2 separate regions of the Mus musculus genome follow, and region 2 is linked to region 1. A link is a loop called in an ENCODE intact Hi-C map of the cell type or tissue named here. Cell type or tissue: left cerebral cortex. All regions are shown on one strand. Links, peaks and the distances in the headings refer to the core of each region. The heading gives the core; the rest is flanking DNA.

What was found. Hi-C counts contacts between places; a loop is a spot of excess contacts. Peaks named below come from ENCODE experiments on the same cell type or tissue, not always from the same donor. Only the 100,000 strongest peaks of a DNase experiment are listed, where the experiment ranks them.
Region 2: it touches region 1 in a loop (3-fold over the local background); 13 of 42 quality-filtered maps call a loop at or near these places.

The regions. Positions count from the first base shown.
Region 1 is chr9:52,291,891-52,303,084 of GRCm38, reverse strand. No RefSeq gene overlaps it. Among named protein-coding and RNA genes, the nearest start is that of Gm25562, 6.3 kb to the right of the region's middle. In left cerebral cortex, for the core only: a CTCF peak has its summit at 4,620 (motif pointing left); DNase peaks (open chromatin) are centred at 4,108 and 4,563.
Region 2 is chr9:53,128,250-53,139,443 of GRCm38, reverse strand. The region is part of intron 16 of Ddx10 (DEAD box helicase 10); the gene reads left to right. Among named protein-coding and RNA genes, the nearest start is that of Ddx10, 110 kb to the left of the region's middle. In left cerebral cortex, for the core only: no CTCF peak of the experiment used is centred there; a DNase peak (open chromatin) is centred at 6,508.

The sequences.
Region 1 (11,194 bases), core at 3,151-5,650:
CAAACCGTGGCAGATATGTTTTAAAGGCTGAGTGCAAACCTCACTCCAGCCTAGGAGCCTTCTTTCTCACTTCTGGAGTATGGGAGAGATAGAGGAAAACTTCTAACTTCTGTCTCACATGCTGCCTTCCAGATGCTTGCAAACATTTTTTCTGTCTTCCCTTATGCTCACCCACCAGTAACATATTCCAATTCCTCCCCTCACATATAAGACAATTCCTCACCATTTTATATCCCTATTGCTCCTCCCCTAAGTGGACATTTAGTTACAGTAGATATGTTTATGTACTATGAGAAGGGGAAAGGGAATAGGTGAGCAAGGCAGAGGAGAGGAGGGAAGATCAGAGATGAAGGGTTTTCAGAAAAGACACTGGTGGGTAATTATTGGTGCTGGGTTCTTCCTCACATGAAACACAGTGGGGCCATAAATCTAATAGCCTTCGCCATTCATTTCTTCTCTTCTGCTCTGGATTCCAAACCACACCCCCTGTGTTAATCAGCTTAAGTGGCTATAACAAAGCACCTTAAACTGGGTGGCTTTGAGGAGCTGGAAAGTCCCAGATCAAGGGACTGTTGGGTCCAGTGTCTCTTTCAGGTTTAACGATGGTCATATTCTGGTTGGATCCTAAGATGGAGGGAACAATCTACCTTCTCTCTTGTGTCTCTCTTTATGAGTGCATTAATGCCATCATGGGACTCCAAAATTAAGAGCTAATTCTCTCTCAATGGTTCCATTTCCAAATATCATCACATTGGGGTCTGTATGTTCAATCTGTGTTTGAGGTGGACACAATAAATTTTGACACTATCATCCTGTCCACTGCTCCTTCTCAAGGAGCCCTGTTCCAGCTTCGCTGAACTTGAAAACTGTGTTTTTAGGATTTGCCCAAGAACTCCTCCTTTGTGTGTCATCATACAGTGTGTCCTTGGCCAGTGGCATACGAGTTTTGGAGGTAGAAAGACTTCAAATCCTTACTTGATCACTTCCTGGTTTCAGAGACTTGGTGACTTTTTTATAAACATTTTTCATCTTTGGTTTTCTTCTCTGAACAAAAGAGCTAACACTGTGTCTTCTAATCCTACCGGCCATCCTCAAGTTGTGAGAATGATCCAGAATATCTCAAACACCCACACTGAGCCCAGTCTCTGGTCCTTTCTATTCAAAGGAGAAAGAAAGAAATGTCCACTTGCATTATCATAGGCCTGCAGTCCAACCACATTTACTCACCCACCAGAGACTTCAATCTTGAAGAGCCAGCTAGGGGAAAGTCTCTGGTGGCAATCAGCTTGCGGCTGATGGAGAAACATAGCATTTCAGGGCTGAGTGGCAGCAAAGTTGAATCCCCAAGTAACAGTGTCAGCTGTGATTATCACTCTACTGTTCACTGGACCAGTTCACGCTCTACTGTTAGCCATTGCTCCCGCAGACCGTATCTCCAGCCTGGACCTTCAGACAGACTCTGGGTAATATCTTTATAATAAAACGCTCTTCTGAAGAGTCCGTCTGTCTTGTGATCATGACCCCTGACTAATACAATAACATCAAGTGCTTAAGTGCAGCTCAGCATAGAGGTGTGATTGTGATCTTTATGGCTCACATACTCTGTCAGTGTCACTTACAGAATAAATTACTTCTGCTGTTAGTTTCTGTGACTTATTCTCTGGCAGTTAAAATTAATTTCTGGGCTCTTTCTGGTGTTCTAGTGATCTTTAAGGTCTGGTTTCAATAGCATTCTATCTCAGCTATTTTAATCTATATCCATGAACAAGAAGTCTCTCCCATTAGTCCTTGTTTTTCAAAATTGCCTTTATGTGGTCTCAATGTTCTTATATATGTTGGGATTCACTGAGATTGTCGTTGTAACGACAATCCAGCTAGCTCTAAATCAGTCTTAAAAATGGATGTCTTTACATTTCGATTCCCTGAACCCAACATCTTGACATATTCAAGTCACGCTTTATATCGCTTATTATCATCTTCTTCTGGCCACGTAGGTTCTAGTTCATTTCTTGGGAGCATGCACATAATCGCAGTAGGCAGAGGGCATTATTTCCAAAACAGGTTCCAGCTGTTCACTTCTGCTACCTAGATGTTTATTTTATACTAGAAATCTCCCTCGCTGATTTTTCCTTTCTATTTAATATTTATTGGACACATACCTCCTACCTGACATCATGAGTCCCTAACAACGATTATATTTCCCTCTGAGTGTGTATAAACCATGTTTTTTCAAAATGTGTTCCAGAATCTCCTGGTAACCTACATTGTGATTTCTTATTAAAGATTCTGGGCCAGCTCCTTTCTGAGTCTACCCCGTGAGAATTTTTTTCTCAGGCGGGTGCTGTGATTCTTTCATAACGTGATTCTCTGCTTTGCGCTCCTGGTTTGTCCCCCTAATGATTACTGGGGGAGTTCCTATTCATTACTTAAAGACCAGCTCAAATGTCACTTCCTGTCTGCATCTGGCCCTGACCACACACTTGGACAGAATTAATTTCTCTCATCGGTATTCCCATAGCAGTATCTACACACCTCTGCTATAACACAAGACACATCATATGATCTTTTGCCCCATGTTTCTGTCTCCCCCAAAGATGCTGTGAGAGATCAATATCCTCCTCATCTCTATATCCCCAGTAATCAATATGTTCCGTAGAATAAACAGTGGGATGATTAATCAGTAACAATTTTTATGATTTAAATAAAGCCAGTGATTTATTGTTTCTGGAAACAATCATATTTCCCATTTTATCTTGTTCTCTTTCCGTTCCCTCAAGGTATCTGGCAGTCTCTGTGATTTCTAAAATATTATCCTTTGTGATTCTGACCACATGTAGTCTTTTCCTTGGTCTAGAGAGCAATGTATTTCAAACGAGAACACACCTTGAGTTAGAGGCTAAACACATCCTAACCTCTTCCTCCTCCATCTTTGGTTTAGACATATTGCTTGTGGTATGGAATTATCTTTTTCTTAATGAGAAAAATCATTTCCCATGCTGAACTGGATATCCAAACCAGCAAATTCATTACTGCTTCAGTCAAAACTACTAAAGTCTAAGCCAAGAGCCAAAGCCACAGGCAAGTGCCATGGTACAGGCAGAACGCAACAGAAGCTGTGTCAGGTGCCTACAGTCATCACTGTGGGCAAACAGGGGAAGCTCAAGACCAAAGCTGGGAAAACGGGGTGACCTCCTGGAGACAATAGGTCAGCTTGGGGGGGAAAAATGCTAAAACTAATGCAGAAAAAGGAGTTAGGTGTTTCCTCCACTGAAATTTCGATGTCAACAAACATCTTCATTTCTAAGCAGCCTGTTACTCCTCCAAAATGTCATGCTTAACTATCTTCGTCTATTCCCAGTCAGCCACCGAAGCCTGCTCAGTCTAGCTAAGTACCTCTGAAAATCACCACCACTTGAGCCCATCTCTTGGTCCTGAACCACTGACAGCGCCATACAGCCAAGAACTAGGCATTGTTCCTTGCTGACTCCAAACCACTTCCCACACTGATACCACTACTGCCCTTGTAAAATGCCCAGAGTGGGTTGGCATCTTTCCTCCTTATACACCTCTATGCTTCTGTAGATAAATGAACACAATCTTTAACCAAACTGCCTTTGAAGGCCATGAGAAATCATAGAAAGTTCCAAAGCTTTAAAGTAAAAGACCCTAAGCCTATACCAACATGTTCTCATTTAAAATATGTGTGAACTTTGGGTAAGATAATTAGCCTTTCTGATCCTCTATTTTCATCAGTAAAAAAAAAAAGTCATAATAAAATTATTATTATTATTATATTATTATTATTACATAACATAGTATGATAAAGAATGTAAGAATACTAGATATGAAAAATCTGTCAACTATAATGCATTATGCAAATAACAGTAAGAATTTCACCACCTAGTAAGAAATACCAAGCATCAGACAAACACATACAATACCATGCAGGCATTGAGATGCATGCATGAAATAATAATTGGAAAGGACCTGAGTTTAAGTACAGAAAGAATTGTTTAATATACTGAGTATTCAGGAGATGAGACAGACAGTGAGGAAGTCTAGGGGGTGAACAGCCAGCAAGACTGATGGCTTACTCCTAAAGAAACAGAAACTCCACCGTGCCTGCCCTTCAGTGCTTTGCTTTAAGGCTTATTTGGAAGAGAGGCCGATGCTGCCAGTATTTTTAGAATTACCTGTAAATATTTATTTATAGATCTGTAGTTTGGATTATCGTTATTTTTCCTTTTCATAATCTACTTTTAAAATATTTGCTGCCTTCTTGGGGGGGGGTGAAATAATATCTAAGGGCAGGCTTCTGTTTCTGAAGGACTAACCTGCTATGCAATGATGGCATTCAGTAAGGAAAATCTTGAGTCTAAAGAAAATTAATTTCATGGCTTATAAAGAAACTGTGTATTGACTTCCTCAAACAAGTGCACTCAGGAAACTCGCTGAACTGGCGTCGTGGTGAACTGATGGAGAAGCTGCTATAATTGATTCTCTTCATATGCCTTTAACTCAGGTACCACCGGAAGCTAGACTTCAGACATTTCCCTAAATGGTACAGGCGCACTTTCTCCAAGGCACGAAGGAGAACCTCTGCTGCCATCTAGTGCTTTTTATAAAGAGTTCAGCCAGCCTGTAGGATAGAGGGATGTGACACTGAGGGTGGCAGAAAGTTAAAACTTTTAGAAATATTTTGATGGGGTTTTTTTTTTGGTTGGTTGGTTGGTTTGGGTTTGCTTTTTGCTTTTTTAAATCTACTCATTAGTTGGTAAGTCGTGCAGAGTCATTGGCCACACAATATGGGCTCCTGAATTAAATGTCATGGGGTAGGTTGTAAAAAATCCAGCATCAGAGACTCTGAAGCTCCACCCAGTTCTTAAACTTTCTGGAGGAAGGTTTCCTTTATTGTGATGAAGAGTCCATCTGGGCACAGAGGGACAGATGCACGTGTGCCTTGCTACAACCTCAATTCTTGAAATACTATGGTACGTCCTCCTAGGACCTTCAGCAAACTGTTCCCTTATCAATAGGAAGGCCTGCCTCTGATGCCTGCTTGCTGCCTTTTCTCTACTCCTCCATCTCCTTTTATAGCCAGCAACACTAAGAACTCTCCTCCAGACCCTGTTCTTGGCATTATTCTGTGTCCTTCTGAAAATGAGTAGCAAGCCCAGCTATACTGCAGTCTTGGAAGGCATGCTTGAATACCTTTCTAAAGACTAGAGAAATATCAGGTTCAAAAGAAAGACTGTCTCTCTCTTGTGAGACTATGCCGGGGCCTAGCAAATACAGAAGTGGATGATCACAGTCAGCTATTGGATGGGTCATACGGCCCCCAATGCAGGAGCTAGAGATATTACCCAAGGAGCTAAAGGGATTTGCAACCCTATAGGTGGAACAACAATATGAACTAACCAGTACCCCGGAACTCTTGTCTCTAGCTGCATATGCATCAAATGATGGCCTAGTCGGCCATCACTGCAAAGAGAGGCCCATTGGACTTGCCAACTTTAGATGCCCCAGTACAGGGGAACGCCAGGGCCAAAAAGGGGGAGTGGGTGGGTAGGGGATTGGGGGGGTGGGTAATAAAAAATAAAAAAATAATAATAATAAAAAAAGAAAGACTAGGGAAGCCGAGGTTGGCAACCGTTCATTTCTGGAATCATTTCAGATAAGCATTTAATCACAGGTGAACAGAGAGCACCCAATCATGGTGGCTCCCAACCGTCTGTGACTCCAGTTCCAAGGATTCATCACACAGCTGCTAAATCTAGACACATACATCACCTTCAACCTTAGCCTCTCTCTTCTGTCTCCATCACCTAACACACTACACTCACGCACACATACACACACTATACAACACATACACTATCCACATACACACTACAAAAGTCATACACTGCACGCATACACACTATACAATACACACTACAGAACACACACACTAAACACACACACACAGTAGGTTCTACCCTCTAAAAGTCTCCTAAGTCTATATAGTTTCTCTATTACCATTGACATCACATGTTCTGTAACATATCCGGGTTATGTGAGTTACAGCCATCGTGTATCCTTCTTTTATATATCCAATAGTCATCTAGCCATTGGAATGGATTTTTAGTTAATTTAGAATGTTGCAATCTTAATCAATTTTCTTCAGTAAATTTCCTTGGTGTTTGAGACACAGTGTGCACATTTAAGCACAACCTAAAATGCCCTCGGTGATCTGTGCTTACCACATGCATGTGTCCTTCTCCTATGCACTGCTTCCTTATTGCTATACTGACCACAAATCATTTGAATAATTACTTACACAGAATCTGTCCCTAAGCCCAAATTTTAAGTGCTATGAAGTCGGATACCAAGCTATCATATTATACTTGAGCCAAAAGAGGCAATCAACAAAAACATGTACTGAATGAATTAATGAGGTTAATATTGTCTCCAACAATTTTTGGTTGATAACATTCTCCTTGTTTGAATATTAAGTTTCTTTTAAAAACTAATTTGTTCTCCCCCCCCCCAACCCGTGTGTGTGTGTGTGTGTGTGTGGTGTGGTGTGATATGGTGTGGTGTGGTTGTATGTGTGTATGTGTGTGATGCATGCAGGAACCTGTGGAAGTCAGATGACTTTAGGTCCCTAACGATAGAGTTGCAGACAGTTGCGAGGTACAATGTGGGTGCTGGGAATTAAATCCAGGTCTTCTGCAAGAGTAAGTGACAGCTGGGCCATCTCTTCAGCCCCAGACACTAAACATCTTAGAGACAAAGAGTCCTCGAATGTTACGGACGCATAATGTTCAGAGGTCAAAGATCACTCAGACATGAGATTATAACTACAACACAGCAGGTTGGTTTGTTTCTTAAATCGTGTAAGAGGGCAATCAATACACTTGAAAACATCATTCCCATCGGGTTCTGCTTTCTCGGAATCACAGAGAAAGGGTAGTTAATAGAAGTTGATTGGATCTGGGTAGACCAAGAAGACAAAATTCAAATTGAGAAGGTTTAGAGGACACGGAGGCCACAGGTAACAAATGTGTGGAGAAAATCAAGAGTGGGCTCAGATATAAAAAAAAAAAAAATTTGCAATGGTTTTAATCCAGTAAAAAGGTAGGTGAGCTCTTTCCCCCATAGAAAGCTGCATCACAGTTAATTAAATGTACACAGTAGACATTTAGTGGTTTGAATTTTGGAAAATGGTTGGAAATGTGTGTGGTATCTTGCTAGAGTCAGCACGAGATATTAAGTGAAGTCTTCTTCCATCGTTACTCTTGGGCAGCATTCGATTAGTTAGACTTGACACTATTGGTGAGCTGGGTCAACATTGGAAACGTGACTGGATTAAGACTCACCTGAGAGATAAAGGAAAAGCTGCTGGTATAGCTCTGAGACCATTTCAGAGAGGATTAAGAGATGGGGAAAGACCCCCCCCCCCTGAATGTAAGGGTCACCGTCCTGTGTGTGCTAAGAGCTTAGCCTGGGTCAAAGAGGAAAGGGGGAGGGGAGCTGAGAGCCAACACCCCCCCCCTCCTCGTGTTCGTCTCAGTCCGGGAAGATGTGAGAGCCATACACACATGTTCCTTCATTCCCCAACACAGTAAACCTGCCTTCCGAACTCTCCACATCTGGGTGGTTGAATCAGTCTCCATTAGAAGTCCCTGCAAAGGAGGGCGCTGAGCCCTGCCGAAGATTTCCTCACAAAGTTGAACCTGAATCTCTTTTCAACAAATACCCTTCTCTAGAAATCTCTTCAAGTTGAAATTGCTTTCCTTCCTACTCTTCAGTCCTCCTGGTCTGAGAGAAGAGATGGTGACTTCTGACTCTAAGGCATTGGTCAATCAACTCTCCTTTGAAGGTTTGCTCCTGCCTCACCCAGCATCCACTTCTGGGTGTGACTTTACTCCACAACAAGAAAAACACACGTCCGGCTTCTCTATTGTTTGTGACAAGAGATTTTTTTTCAGATTATCATAATACTTCACCCTTTAGGCCGCAATAAAAAGAAAACGAGTTTGTTCAGTACACTTGAAGGAGAACAGCAGGCATGGCGACCACTGAAGAACCACCTCCGTGTGGTAATGGAGCGTGGTGGCCTGCACTTTGAAGGGGTTCTCTGCTTAGTTAGAGCCAGCCATTCTGTGGACAATTTCCCCATGGCATGAAATTCCTGCTATGTAAATGAGGGCAGGCTTCATTTGGCTGGTGGGGCAGTTATGGGGAGCCGCCATGCATATAATTTCCTGTCATAAGACTCCCTCCGTGGTGCCAGGTTGTGGCTAGTTTTGATTGGTCTGCACTCTGCCTTCCCACTGTTCTGCTGTTTGGGGATGCGTTGTGATGCTTGAACCAGGCTTTAGGTCAGAGAACTCTTCCCTTAGTCTCTCACTCATGGTTTCCCGTTCACACTCCTGACCATTTTTGTTTTGTATTCTCTAAATGGAAACACAAATATAGATGTAAGCAGTTAGTAGCCACGTAAGAAACTTTGCCTCCTCTTAAATCTTTTGCTTAGAATTAGGTTCCAAGAAGCCAGTGCCTCCTAACTTTCAGAAAATTGACACAAAGGACCTCTCACATTGTCAAGTTAGGATGGACAAAAATCATGGAGTTGTTACATTCTGTTACATTCAGGATCGAGTTCTTGCTTCTTTGCCTCCTGATAGCAGTAGGATTTGTTACAGTCCCTGTCTTCTAAGCAGACTAGCCTGTTAAGGTTTACCTGTCGGCCCCAACTCTATGCTGAGGCTTAGGACCTGGGGGCAGTGTGCATGACACCTGCTCAGGTCCTGACACCCACAGCACACTCCTTTCAACAGGGATTTTTCTCAGAATATTGGATGAATGTCAAGAGGAAGTCACCAGCCGTTTGGCCCTCAGATGACTTAGCTCAGAAGGTAGGATCAGACTGTCATAGGCTCAGCCTACCACGTCTGGCTGTGGAACTTTGGGGAAATTCCTTCAGAAATAGAGGTTGAAACCTAGAAGGGATGGTTCCAACACTCTTTCCAGCATCAAACTATCACGCTTAGAAATACTTGTACAGTCAGGATTTAGCCGCCAGCCAGAATGGATGGGCCGGATGGAGAAACATTTTAATGATTTAAGATGTTATTCGCTTGTAATAAAAAAGTAATTTTGTTTCTTCCAAACCTCCTGATTATTATGGAGGTTTTTCTGCCGAGTTTTATTCTAAAAAGGCATTATGATCATCAAGACTGACATAGCCATAAGGAATTGTGGAAAGTTTAATATCTGTTGATAGGGATGAGAAACAAAATTTTCCATTTTTAAAATCATCAGATGACTTTTAAATGGATAACATTAAATTACTGTCAGAAATGTTTAATATTTTCTCATCTGTATACAATTGTTTCCTGGTGGATGAAAGCTGCAATCTGGTTCATTAGGCTGTCTAGGCCATTTTTCCACTTTGTCCTCCACTTGCTACCGAGCTTCTACCAAGACTAAGGAGATGGTATTAAATGATGTCTGGGACAGGTAGTGCTTGGGAAGTGGAATAAACCAGATCAGACAATATCTCTGAATAGAATTTTTTTAAAGTAACATTATTGGGTTGAGAAGTTGGCTCAATCAATAAAGTGCCCGCCATAGGAGGTAGCAGGGAGGGAAAGGGGGCTACCTGACCCTAGTTTGTGCCACTGCTCTGAAACCAAGTGGGAGGGGTAGGGGCAGGGTCAGCTCTAGCCAAGAGAGCAGCCCAGACCAGGGATGTCTGTTTGGCTTTCGGAGGTAATAGAATCCTGCTGCTTCTAAGGTAATTGAAAGTTTGGGTGGGTATAGTAGCCTGGGCTGGCATTTGTGTTCTCTTAGTGTCTGTATAACATCTGTCCAGGCTCTTCTGGCTTTCATTGTCTCTGGTGAAAAATCTGGAGGAATTCTGAGTGGATTAAGGAACTCCACATAAAACCAGAGACACTGAAACTTATAGAGGAGAAAGTAGGGAAAAGCCTCGAAGATATGGGTACAGGGGGAAAATTCCTGAATAGAACAGCAATGGCTTGTGCTGTAAGATCAAGAATCGATAAATGGGACCTCATTAAGTTGCAAAGCTTCTGCAAGGCAAAAGACACTGTCAATAAGACAAAAAGACCACCAATAGATTGGGAAAGGATCTTTATCTATCCTAAATCAGATAGGGGGCTAATATCCAATATATATAAAGAACTGAAGAGGGTGGACTCCAGAAAATCAAATAACCCCACTAAAAAATGGGGCTCAGAGCTGAACAAAGAATTCTCACCTGAGGAATACCGAATGACAGAGACGCATCTGAAAAAATGTTCAACATCCTTAATCATCAGGGAAATGCAAATCAAAACAACCCTGAGATTCCACCTCACACCAGTCAGAATGGCTAAGATCAAAAATTCAGGTGACAGCAGATGCTGGCGAGGATGTGGAGAAAGAGGAACACTCCTCCATTGTTGGTGGGATTGCAAGCTTGTACAACCACTCTGGAAGTCAGTCTGGCGGTTCCTCAGAAAATTGGACATAGTATTACTGGAGGATCCCACAATACCTCTCCTGGGCATATATCCAGAAGATGTCCCAACCAGTAAGAAGGACACATGCTCCACTATGCTCATAGCAGCCTTATTTATAATAGCCAGCAGCTGGAAAGAACCCAGATACCCCTCAACAGAGGAATGGATACAGAAAATGTGGTACATTTACACAATGGAGTACTACTCAGCTATTAAAAAGAATGAATTTATGAAATTCCTAGGCAAATGGATGGACCTGGAGGGCATCATCCTGAGTGAGGTAACCCAATCACAAAAGAACTCACATGATATGTACTCATTGATAAGTGGATATTAGCCCAGAAACTTAGAATACCCAAGATATAGGATATAATTTGCAAAACACATGAAACTCAAGAAGAATGAAGACCAAAACATGGACACTTTGCCCCTTCTTAGAATTGGGAACAAAGCACCCATGGAAGGAGTTACAGAGACAAAGTTTGGAGCTGAGACAAAAGGATGGACCATCTAGAGACTGCCATACCCGGGATCCATCCCATAATCAGCTTCCAAACGCTGACACCATTGCATACACTAGCAAGATTTTGCTGAAAGGACCCTGATATAGCTGTCTCTTGTGAGACTATGCCCAGGCCTAGCAAACACAGAAGTGGATGCTCACAGTCAGCTATTGGATG
Region 2 (11,194 bases), core at 5,468-7,967, 830 kb before region 1:
CTGGGAATAATTTTTAGTGTTTGCACACTTACATAATTGTGTCAAATTCTTAAAATTCTATTTTAGTAGATTATCTAAACTAATAAGTATATATCTAACAGAGTACCTTACATTTCAAAACTATAACATGGCATTGTCATGTATGAATGTGTTGAGCTAGAATCATAGCTACCACAGGGTTCCTGTGGCCTCTGGGCCACCTCTTGGACACATCTGGCTAGATTCCTTTGATGAATATATTCCTATAGGCAGTTGCCTATTTGACATCTTTATTTGGGGTTTAAAATGACAATCTCAATATATTTAAATGCAAGCTTCATATCTTTGTGACCCAAATATGTTATTGCCATGATCTTCCTTATCCCAGAAGATAATAACCCATCTTTCCACCAGCTGAACAGAAATCTTAAAAATACTGTTGACTTTCTGTTCATATTCTTCCAGGGCTTATCAGAAAGTGCTATTTATTTTACCTTAAAAATTGAAAATTTGCTATAGATCAGATGTCTGAAGTTATTATTAATTAATAGTGACATAACATGGTTAGGGTTGTTTTTAATAGTTTTCAAAAATTGCTTTATTTACTTTCTAAATGTTGCCCCCCTTCCCAGCCCTTCCTCCAAGAGTTCTTCACCGTATTCCCTCTCCCCCTTGATTCTGAATGGGTGCTTTCCCCTTCTGTGGGGCATCAAGTCTCTACAGTATTAGGCACATTCTATCCCACTGAAGCCAAACAAGGGAGTCCTCTACTACATATGTGCTGAGGGCCACAGACCAGCCCATGTGTGCACTTTGGTTGGTGCCTTAGTCTCTGGGAGCTCCCAGGAGTTCAGGTTAGTTGATACTGTTGGTCTTCCTATAGGGTTGCAATCTGTTCCTTCAATCCTTTCCTTATCTCTTCCATATGGGTCTCCAACCTTAGTCTAATGGTTGGCTGTAAGTATCTGCATCTGTCTTAGTCAGCTGCTGGTAGAGCCTCTTAGAGGATAGCCTTGCTGGGCTCTTGTCTGCAAACACAGCATGGTGTTATCAGAGTTTGGTGCCTGCCCATGGGATGGTCCCTGAGTTAGTCTGGTCGCTGGATTGCATTTCCTTTAATCTCTACTCCATTTTTGTCCCTACATTTCTTTTAGACAGAAAAAAATTCAGGTCAAAAAATTTGAAGGTAGTTGGTGAACCCATCCCTCCACTGGGATCCCTCTATCTACTGAAGGTGACCCCTTCAAGTTCCATCTCCACATGTGGCTAAGGTCATTCCCATTGAGTCCTGGGAGCCTCTCACTTCCCAGGTCTCCAGAACTTTCTAGAGGTTCACCTCAACCCAGCCCCCGCAGCTACATACTTCCATTCATCCTTTTGTTCCTCTGGGCTTCTCTCCTTCTCTCCATACCTGATCCTGTCCCTCTTTCCCTTCCTTCTCCCCTCCCACCCAACTCCTTCCCTCCCTCTGCCTCCTGTGATTATTTTGTTCCCCCTTCTAAGTGGATTGAAGCACCCTCACTTGGTCCTTCTTTCTTGTTAAACTTTTTATGGTCTATGGGTTGTATCATGGGTATCCTGTACTTTTTGGCTAGTATCCATTTATCAGTGAGTACATACCATGCAAATCAATCTGGCAGTTCCTCGAAAAACTGGAAATAGTTCTATGTGAAGACCCAGTTATTACCACTTCTGCGCATAGACCCAAAAAATGTTCCACCATACCACAAGGACACACGCTCCATTATGGTCATAGCAGCCTTATTCATAGTAGTCAGAGCCCAGATGTCCCTCAGCTGAAATAGGGATACAGAAAATGTGGTTCATTTACATAATGGAATACTATTCAGCTGTTAAAAATGAGTGCATCATGAATTGTGCAGGCAAATGGATAGAACTAGAAGTACCATTTTGACTGAGGTAACTCAAACCCAAAAGCACATGGTTAGGTTTATTAATTATGCTAAGTATATCAAAAAATATTACCTATAAGAAAGATCTATTTAAGAGGTAATGGTAATTATGTATCTGCAAAGTTCTTATAAATCAAAATTATCTAAAAATTAAACATTAAAATTTATATACACAGTCCAATTTCAGTGTCTTTTTACTGTCATTGTGCTCATCATCTCTGATCGTAGGTTGTCAGTGTTAAGAATCCTGTATTCTATTCATAGCATGCTACTCTGTCTCTTCCTTTAATATAGTGATGAGAACAAACAATTACAAGTAAGCTGCAGTGTGTTACCCTTCTGTTCAAATCCCAACTCTTAGAGGGCTTCTAAAGCTTAATTATAGTAATAGCTGCAAAGTTCTAAGTCCAGTTCAGATTTTATTTCCTCTGTTTTGCCAATTAATTAACTTTAATATCAGATTTTGTGATTATTTCTCATGAACAACAAGGAAATTCTGGCCCTTGTCCTGGTGTACTGCCAGATTGCTATGTCAGTCGCTTCCTTAATACCTTTGGATTTCTGCCCAAAATGCCACTTTCCTAATGAGGCTCTCCTGATCACCTGTTAGAGAATACTAACCTCATCCTCCCTTGTACTCTTACCTAATTTTTTCTCCTCCGTATTTGCCCCTATCAGAAGATCTATAACTGTGTACCTGGGTGTTGTTGTTTGACCTCCTCTGTCGTGGAAATCTGTTCACTTTTCTGTCTATGCCACATAGGCTGGAACCCAGCAAATATTAAGTGTTCAGTGTTGCAGTGAAGGAAGCTTTGTCTGTTTAATTTACTTGATTTTACTGTGAAAAACATTAGTTTCCAGAATTACTTGGAACTGTCCGTTAGAAGGCAGAATTTTGTGGAGATGTGCTTTACTCTTCTGGAGACAGAAGAGTAAAGCCAAATGAGGTGAAAGGGGGTGAGGAGAGGAAACAGTGTTAGTGCAGACAGACAGAAATTGCTGCCTTTCAGCAGTCTTCACTGCTCCTGCCCCATGGTAGCACAGAGGAAAAAAAAATGCTCTTTTCCTTTACTTTTCTAGAACTTAAAATAAATCGCAGCTTTTTTGTTTTATCAACTTTTTCCTTACCAGTCTTATAAGTTAGTAAAACAAAGAAGCACATATTGGCAGCATGGCTCTCTCCCCCTTGTTGGTATAGTTAGAGGTTGCATTACATGTGCATTGCCTCATTAATTCTCCCAAACAGTGCTATGAAATGGGCATGGCTACCATTACCGTAGCAGTGGGGACACAGGGATTTTCAAGATGTACAAGAGTTCAAAGCCAGACAGTTATTATATATGCTAGGTAAGTGCTTTACAACAGAGCTACATTTCCAGACCCAAACTACTTGTTTTCAAACCTCTTCTCAACTGGTCTCCTGCTAGGTGTGGCCACTAAGGGTTCCAGGTAAAATGTGTTTCTAGGCATTGGGAGCTGACACGTAGAAATGGGGTCTGGAGGAATAGCTTAGGGAATTCACATGATAAAGCACGGTCTTTCAGGATTTGCTTAGTTGCTTGAGGATAGAGAGTGAGGAGAGGCCACAGCAGGCATACTGCTAAGATGCTGGGGATGGGACTGGGGTTAGATTTGAAGAAGAGGATGGAGAGTGAAGATCCGAAACTCTCCTACCTCCTCCCCTAACCTATTGGCTTTTCTGGCAGAGTTCACCAGAGGGATCCTAGAGAATGATTGCTGCTTTGGGGGGATAAGACAAGGGGATGAGTGGGAAGGAAGGTGGAGGAGATGTGCATGATTTGCCAGAGATGGGGCAGAGAGGAAGAGGAGCCTGCAGGAAGTGATCTGCTATAGAGTTTGAAGTGATACTGGGGAATTGGATTTGGAGGAAAAAAAAAATAGGTGAAGATGTACAGGTACCTTACTTGCTTCCAGGGCTGTGTGTGCCTTCCAGGGAGATCTGGATTCTGTTTTAAAAGAATAGACTGGCTAACTCTTCTCTTCTCTTCTCTTCTCTTCTCTTCTCTTCTCTTCTCTTCTCTTCTCTTCTCTTCTCTTCTCTTCTCTTCTCTTCTCTTCTCTTCTCTCTCTTCCTCTTCCTTCCCTCCTTTCCCCTCTTTCCTTCAGACTATGATGGTTGTCTCTTGACACAACTATTTTCTAAGCTCCCTATATTGCATGTGAGGGGTTTGTCTCTTTTGATAGCATTGTTTCAAAGTGCTAATCCTTTTAGAAACCAGAGCTACTAGTGGGTCACAGCATTTGAATGATTGTGAGTAGTTTAAATCCTGTTTTTAGAGCTTCTGGTCCTTTTTTTATCATTAGAGCAGACCCCTTTTAGGGCTGGGTTGTAAACTCAGAAGGGTCTGAGCAGGAGTTCCAGTTCTGTAGTTCTCATCAAGACAGTGTGAAGATGCAGAGTAGCACCTGTACTATCCCAGTGCTCATTCAGAGCAAGTGAGTAGGTGTCCAGGAGAGCAGCTGCAGGAAAGAGGTTTTCTGTTTTTACAGAGAAAATGCTGTAATAGCAGAAGTGGCTCAGGGCTATACCAGCCTCCAAGCCTCTGAGGCACTTTGACCTGTCATGGTCCTGTTGTTTAGCTTCCCATTGCTACCCTCTGCAATGAGGTAGGTATGTTTTACTGTTCTGTTAGAGGGATTGAAGGTTGGCATTCAGATTGGAGAGGCCAAATGAATTTCCAGATGGGACTTGCTTTCTTTATTTTCATATGTGTGATCTATATGTACTGGCCTTAGGCAACTGCCTTAGCACAACTGAAGTGTTATATGCTCTGGGTCATATAATGCTTTCAGCATTTTTTGGTCTCCATGTTTTTTGTGCATGGAGATAGCAGAGCCTATATTAAATATTAGATTGATGATTTATAAGTCACAAATATAACAGTTTCTTAACAACAATACCAGAGCACAAGATAATTTTATTTTTGTAGTTGGGGAATCATACACTGCTTGAAGGTGGCCCCATACCTCAACTGGGGGCCCTGTCTATCTACTGGAAGTGGTCTCTTCGGGTTCCATCTCCCAACCTGCTCCCCCTACCCCTGCGGCCTTTTGTAATTATTTTCTTCCATCTTCCATGGGAATGAAGCATCCTCACTTGGGCCTTCCTTCTTGTTAAGTACATACCATGCAGGTCCTTTTGGGTCTGGGTTACCTCACTAAGGATTTCTAGTTTGATCCATTTGCCTGCAAAATTCATGATATATTCACTTTTAATAGCTGAGTAGTATTCCATTAAATGAACCACATTTTCTGTATCCATTCTTTGGTTGAGGGACACCTGGATTGTTTCCATCTTCTGGCTATTACAAATAGAGCTGATATGAAACAGTGGAGCATGTGTCCTTGTGGTGTGGTGGACCATCTTTTGGGTATATGCCCAGGAGTGGTAGCTGGGCCTTCAGGTAGAACTATTTCTTAGTTTCTAAGGAACTGCCAGTTTGATTTCCTGAGTGGTTGTACAGGCTTGCACTCCCACCAGCAATGGAGGAGTGTTCTTTCTTCACATCCTCACCAGCACGTGCTGTTACTCGAGTTTTTGGTCTCAGCCACTCTGACTGTTGTTGTTGTTTGTCTCATGAGATCCCATTTCACTTCCATATTCCTACTTAGAGTCTACCTGAGCCTATGTGTTGAAACATAACCCTTTTCTCTAGTTTTTTCAGAGTATTTGGTCTTACGTTGTGATAATTTCCATTTAGAGACTTTTGTGAGGTAAAACAGACAAAGATCTAGTTTCATTGTTCTTCATGTTGATATCCAGATATCTCAACACCATTTATTGAATATGCTGTCATTTCCCCAAAGTATATTATTTACCTCTTTTCAGAAATTAGGTAGTTGAAGTTATGTGGACTTACGTATGGGTCTGTATTCTATTATACTAATCTATATGTCTGCTTTTGTGCCAGTCATGCTGTCTTTATTACTGTGGTTTAGTAATATTATCTTGGAATTGAGTATATTTGTCTTATAATATTCTTTTTTTCTTAAAAAAGAAGCCCCACAAGACAACACACTATTTAAAAATCTATGAATACTTACTCATTGATTCTGATTCAGTAAACATTTATATAATATGACCTTGCCTGACAATCCAAATATAAATGTGTTTGTTTTTTATACTAAGTTATAATCTGTAGAGGACTCGAGAAACCCATGATAACAATTGTGTAAGTCACAAGTAAATTAATATATTTACAAATGGGATACCATAAGGATACTGAGTGAATCAAAGAGTAAAAAACCCAAGAAAGAAAAGTGAGATATACATGCTGTGCCTTAGGTGGGACATGTTAAAGTTTAGTTCTGACCTGGTAGATATGACAGTCTCCTCATTCCTTCAGACACGCATCTGCTTAGTCAGACTTCTTCCTGACTGTCTTTTATGGTTGGGGACATTTCTACATGCAGTTTTCTTTCCATGTTTCTGTCTACTATTCAGTATTCAAAGGTCATCTGACTCATGCCCTGCCTTTCATGAAGACACCCCACATACACCATCTTCCCAGGATGCCTCCTGAGCTCTTCTGACTCATGGTAGTTACTGGATTGCAGGACATTGCATTCTTCATTACCTATTTCTTGTGGTGGCAGGAATTGCATTTTAGGCCAGCTCTGCTCTGAAATCAACTTTATGTACTTAGAGAAATGTTTTAATCTTAAAATCTGGTAAGATGGTATATTCCTTCATTCTCAATCCAGCAGCTCTCCTGCAGGCCTTCAAGGATGTCTCACTTTCCTCAACTCCTCACAGGGACTTACATAATTGAGATTAGACTATAGTCAGTGAGATCAGAATGGCCTGACAGATTGAAGTCTCTATGTGAAAAGAATCATGAAGGAATAATCTTTTTTAATACCCAGAATCTTCTAGTATAGACTTTTTCAAGTTCCATATGGTTCAGTTGATAACTTAACCACTTTCTCAAGAAAATGTAGACTTCCACAAAATGTTCCAATTTTGTACTTTCTTACCTCAAAGTTTAGTGCGAGTCAGTTCTCATCATAACACCATACTCCTAATGTTATATTCCATATTATAGTTTGAGAACCTCAAGGAGTCCCAAAACACAACTATTAAAACATACTGTTCCATAAAACTGACTATATAATCATGTAATTATAATAATTTATGCTTAGGATTATGGTGCTAGTCACTTGAATTTGGCATACTAGTAGGTATGGAATCAGAAATGTCCCCAATACTTGGTGGTAGGTCTCTAGGCAGAGAGAAGAGTGACCAGGACAATTAAAACAAAAACAAAAACAAACCAACCAACTAGCCAAACTACCGAAAACCTTGTAAAATGTGCAGATATGAGTTTCTCACATACCCAGAAGCAGTTGTATATGTATTGCAAATTTAAACATATATGTGTTTTAGAACTAGAAAATTCATGCATTTTAATTAAATTAAAAATATTTTTTAGACAATATATTTTGATCATATTCTTCCTCTCTTCCATATGCTTCCCAAATTCTACCTACCTCTTTACCCACACAAGTTCACCCCCCCCCAAAAAAAAAACCCCTGAATAATGAAAATCAAGCCAACCAACCAACGAACAACAATAGCAACAGATCCACTAAGACCAAAAACAAACCAACCAACCCACCTACCCACCCATCAAACATTGAGTCCATTTTGTGTTGTCAGCTGCTGCCAGCCATGGGGCCTGCCTGGAGCAGGCTTCGTATACCCAGTGATACTCCATTGGAGGTAATGGATTTTCCTTTCCCGGCAGTATCAATTACAGATAGCTTCTTGAATTAGGGGTGAGCCTTTGTGTTCACTTCTCCTTCTCCATGATGATATTTTCTGGTTTGAACTTGTGCAGGCTTTGTGTGTTCTGTTTGAGTTCATATGTGTATCAGCCCTATTATTTGTGAAAGATAGAAGATCTGTTTCCTCGGAGTCATCTACCATCTTTGGCCCTGACAGTTTTTCTGCTTTCTTTTTCCAAATAAATCCCCAAGCCTTGAGGGGAAGGGTTTGATAGAGACATTCCATTTAGGACTGGATACTCCAAAGTTTCTCACTCTGTACTCTTGGCAACACTGTTCAGTTAACTCTATGTTAATTACTGTCTACCACAAGAAACTTTTCTGATAAGGGTTGAGTACTGATATAGCACTATATCACTAGAAGTCATTTTGTTGCCATGTTCCTTTAGCAGAATAATAGTAGTAGGTTTTTTTGTTTGTTTGTTTTTTGCTAGGACCCATGACCTGTCTAGTCTCAGGTTCTTGGCTACTTTAGTAGTGTCAGATATGGGATCCATTTCATACCCAGCGTGGGCCTGAAATTATTTTGTAAAGTTACTGATTACCCACCCCTATAGCCTTGGCAGCACTGTTGCACTAGTATATTTGCAGGTAGGTCACTGTTGCAGGTCATAGGGTTTTTAATTGGGTGATAATGATTACTTTTCTCTTCTGGTAGCATGCAAAGTACCATTCAGGGCCACGAAGACTGTCAGTGGGGTGAAGCTTCTAGTTGGGCTTCAGCTTAATTTCTTAGGTTTGATGGTATAGTAAGTGGTGTCTTCAGCTTACCATCAAACTGTGGAGAATGACCAGTATAAGATATGTAATTGGGGCACTGTCTCCTCCACTATGTGATGACTCCATTTAAATTCCTTTTTTTAAAATATACATATATAATTTTAGGAAGCTTTACAGTAGTAGGTTCCCTTTAGCTTTCAAAACGTCCTTAGAATTAGTTTTCCCATCCCATATTCTGTCCTTTTCTTGCCCTCCTATCATCTTCCTTGTTTCATCTTATTTAGCTTTTCCTTTATCACTTTTTAACACTACATTCCATTTCCTCTTTCTTGGAAGATTTCTTCCTCTCATATGGCCTGCAGTTAACCTCTGTGGTTATTCTGATTGAACACACATAGCGTAATAGTTCTTGTCATTTTATATTATTTCTGTTTTTCTTTCTGTGGCTGTGATAAAATGCAGAACAAAAACAACTTGGGGAGGATGTGGTTCCTTGGCTCAAGCCTATCATCAAGGGAAGCCAAGGCAGGAAACCCAGAGCAATAACCTGGGAAAGTTAATGAAAGGTAAAAGACTTCATGTGCCAGGTGGAGAGGCAGAGGCAGGAGGATCTCTGTGAGTTTAAGGCCAGGATGGTTTAAAAGCAGGTTCCAGGACAGCTAGGACTGTTATACAGAGAAACTCTGTCTCACAAAACCAAACAACAACAACAAACAAACAAACAAACAGACGGAAGGAAGGAAGGAGAGAGAGAGAGAGAGAGAGAGAGAGAGAGAGAGAGAGAGAGAGAGAGAGACAAACAGACAGTGGGTAAGTTAGTTATGATTTTCAGATATGCCCTTCAGAGTGTGTTTCTCCTGTGTGAGCAAAACACGTATGTTTATTTGTTGTTATTATTTTATTTTGTTTTTGTCTTGTTCAATGGAAAATTATCTTTATTGTATCCCTACTAGACCTGTTCATAAAAGATCTATGGAAAAATGTAAAATGAAGGATAGGAAAACTTAGCACTTGGTCATCATTATACAAATGAATTTCATCAAATCCTAATTACCTGGTATTAAAATTAGAAACTGGGTTAATTGATTTTTTTTTTTTTGGTTAAAAAAAGATACTCTAAGTGTGAACATGTTTTAATGATAATTGTAATGAGCAGTTTTATAATGAACAAGACTGAAAGTTAGAAAATGACACAATGGTATGTTTTAAAGTATTTGTGTTACATTTGTGTGTGCATATTTATGTATGAGTGTAGATCTCTGTACAGGTGTGCACAGTGTGCAGAACCTGAGGTTGACACTGGCTATCTTCCTATATCACTCTCCATCTTAGTTTTTGAGTTATAACCATAGAGGTTAGGTAGCTAGTAAGTTTTTAATGTGCTGATAGGCACGTGTGATTGTCCCTGCCTGTGTAATTGCAGGTGCACTGTCATGGCTGGCTTTTATGAATACTGGAGATCTAACTTAGGCCCTTGCTTTACTGAGTCTCCTGTTGTTGACTTTAAGGTAAAGATAGGAATTTGGTACTAATTGAAAATCACATCTGTTCTGAGTGTGCAGCACTTAAGGTGAAGAATCTAGTAGAATTTTAAATGTCTATTTATTACATTCTTAAATGAGACTTATAAGTCTTTTTCCAATTACAAGTCATTGGTTATCAAACTAAAGATCATGGGATTTTCTGATTTTAATGTTATTCAGATCAATTAAATTTGAAAATTTCAGCCTAAAATGAATAGTGGAAGAGATTTAGTAAAGCATTAAGACTGAATAGCAAAGTTAATAGGATTCAGAATGCAAAATATCTTAGAAAATGTTGTTTTGTTCATGTAGGCATATTGTTTTATACAATTTTTTTCTAGTAAAGGCAAATGTGATATTTTAGTAAAATAGTTGTGAAATTTGAAAGGAAGTTTAATTTTTCTCTAAAATCCTTATTTTTGAGCAAGAGCAGTTTTTTTCTTTTTTCTTTTCTTTCTTTTTTTTTTTTTTTGCTATAAGAATGTAGAATGATCTGTCCCTTTTGCTTTTTAGGATTTACTTATTTTTATTTTATATATTTATATATATATATATATATATATATATATATATATATATATATACACACACACCATGTACCATGTGCGTGTGTGATGCATGTAGAGGTCAGAAGAGGGCGTTTAATCCCCTGATACTGCAGTTACATATGGTTATGGGTCACTATGCTGGTGCTGGGAACTGAATCTGGGTTCTCTTTCAGTTCCTAACCACTGAACCATCTCTCTAGTATCTCCCTCCCCACATACTTTTTATTCGAAACCTCTTACTTACCCTAGATAGAAATCTTGTTGAAAAATTCGATTTAGAGTTGTAATTTATATTTTTTCAATTATTAATTTTTTACTTTTTTGTTTGTTGTTTTTTCATTTTTTTATTGGATATTTTATTTATTAACATTTCAAATGTTATTCTCCTTTCCTGTTTTCCCCTCCAGAAACCCCATCCCCTCCCCCCTCCCCCCTCCCTCTGCTTCTATGAGGGTGCTCCTCCACCCACCCACCTATTCCCGCTTCCTGCCCTGGCATTTTCCTACACTGGGGCATCAAGCCTTCCTAGAACGAAGGGCCTCTTCTCCCATCGATGCCCAAAAAGGCCATCCTCTGCTACTTATGTGACTGGAGCCATGTGGTGGTTTGGTCCCTGGGAGCTCTGGGGGAAGTGGGAGGAAAGGTTTTGGTTGGTTGATATTGTTGTTCTTCCTTATGGGGTTGCAAACCCCTTTACCTCCTT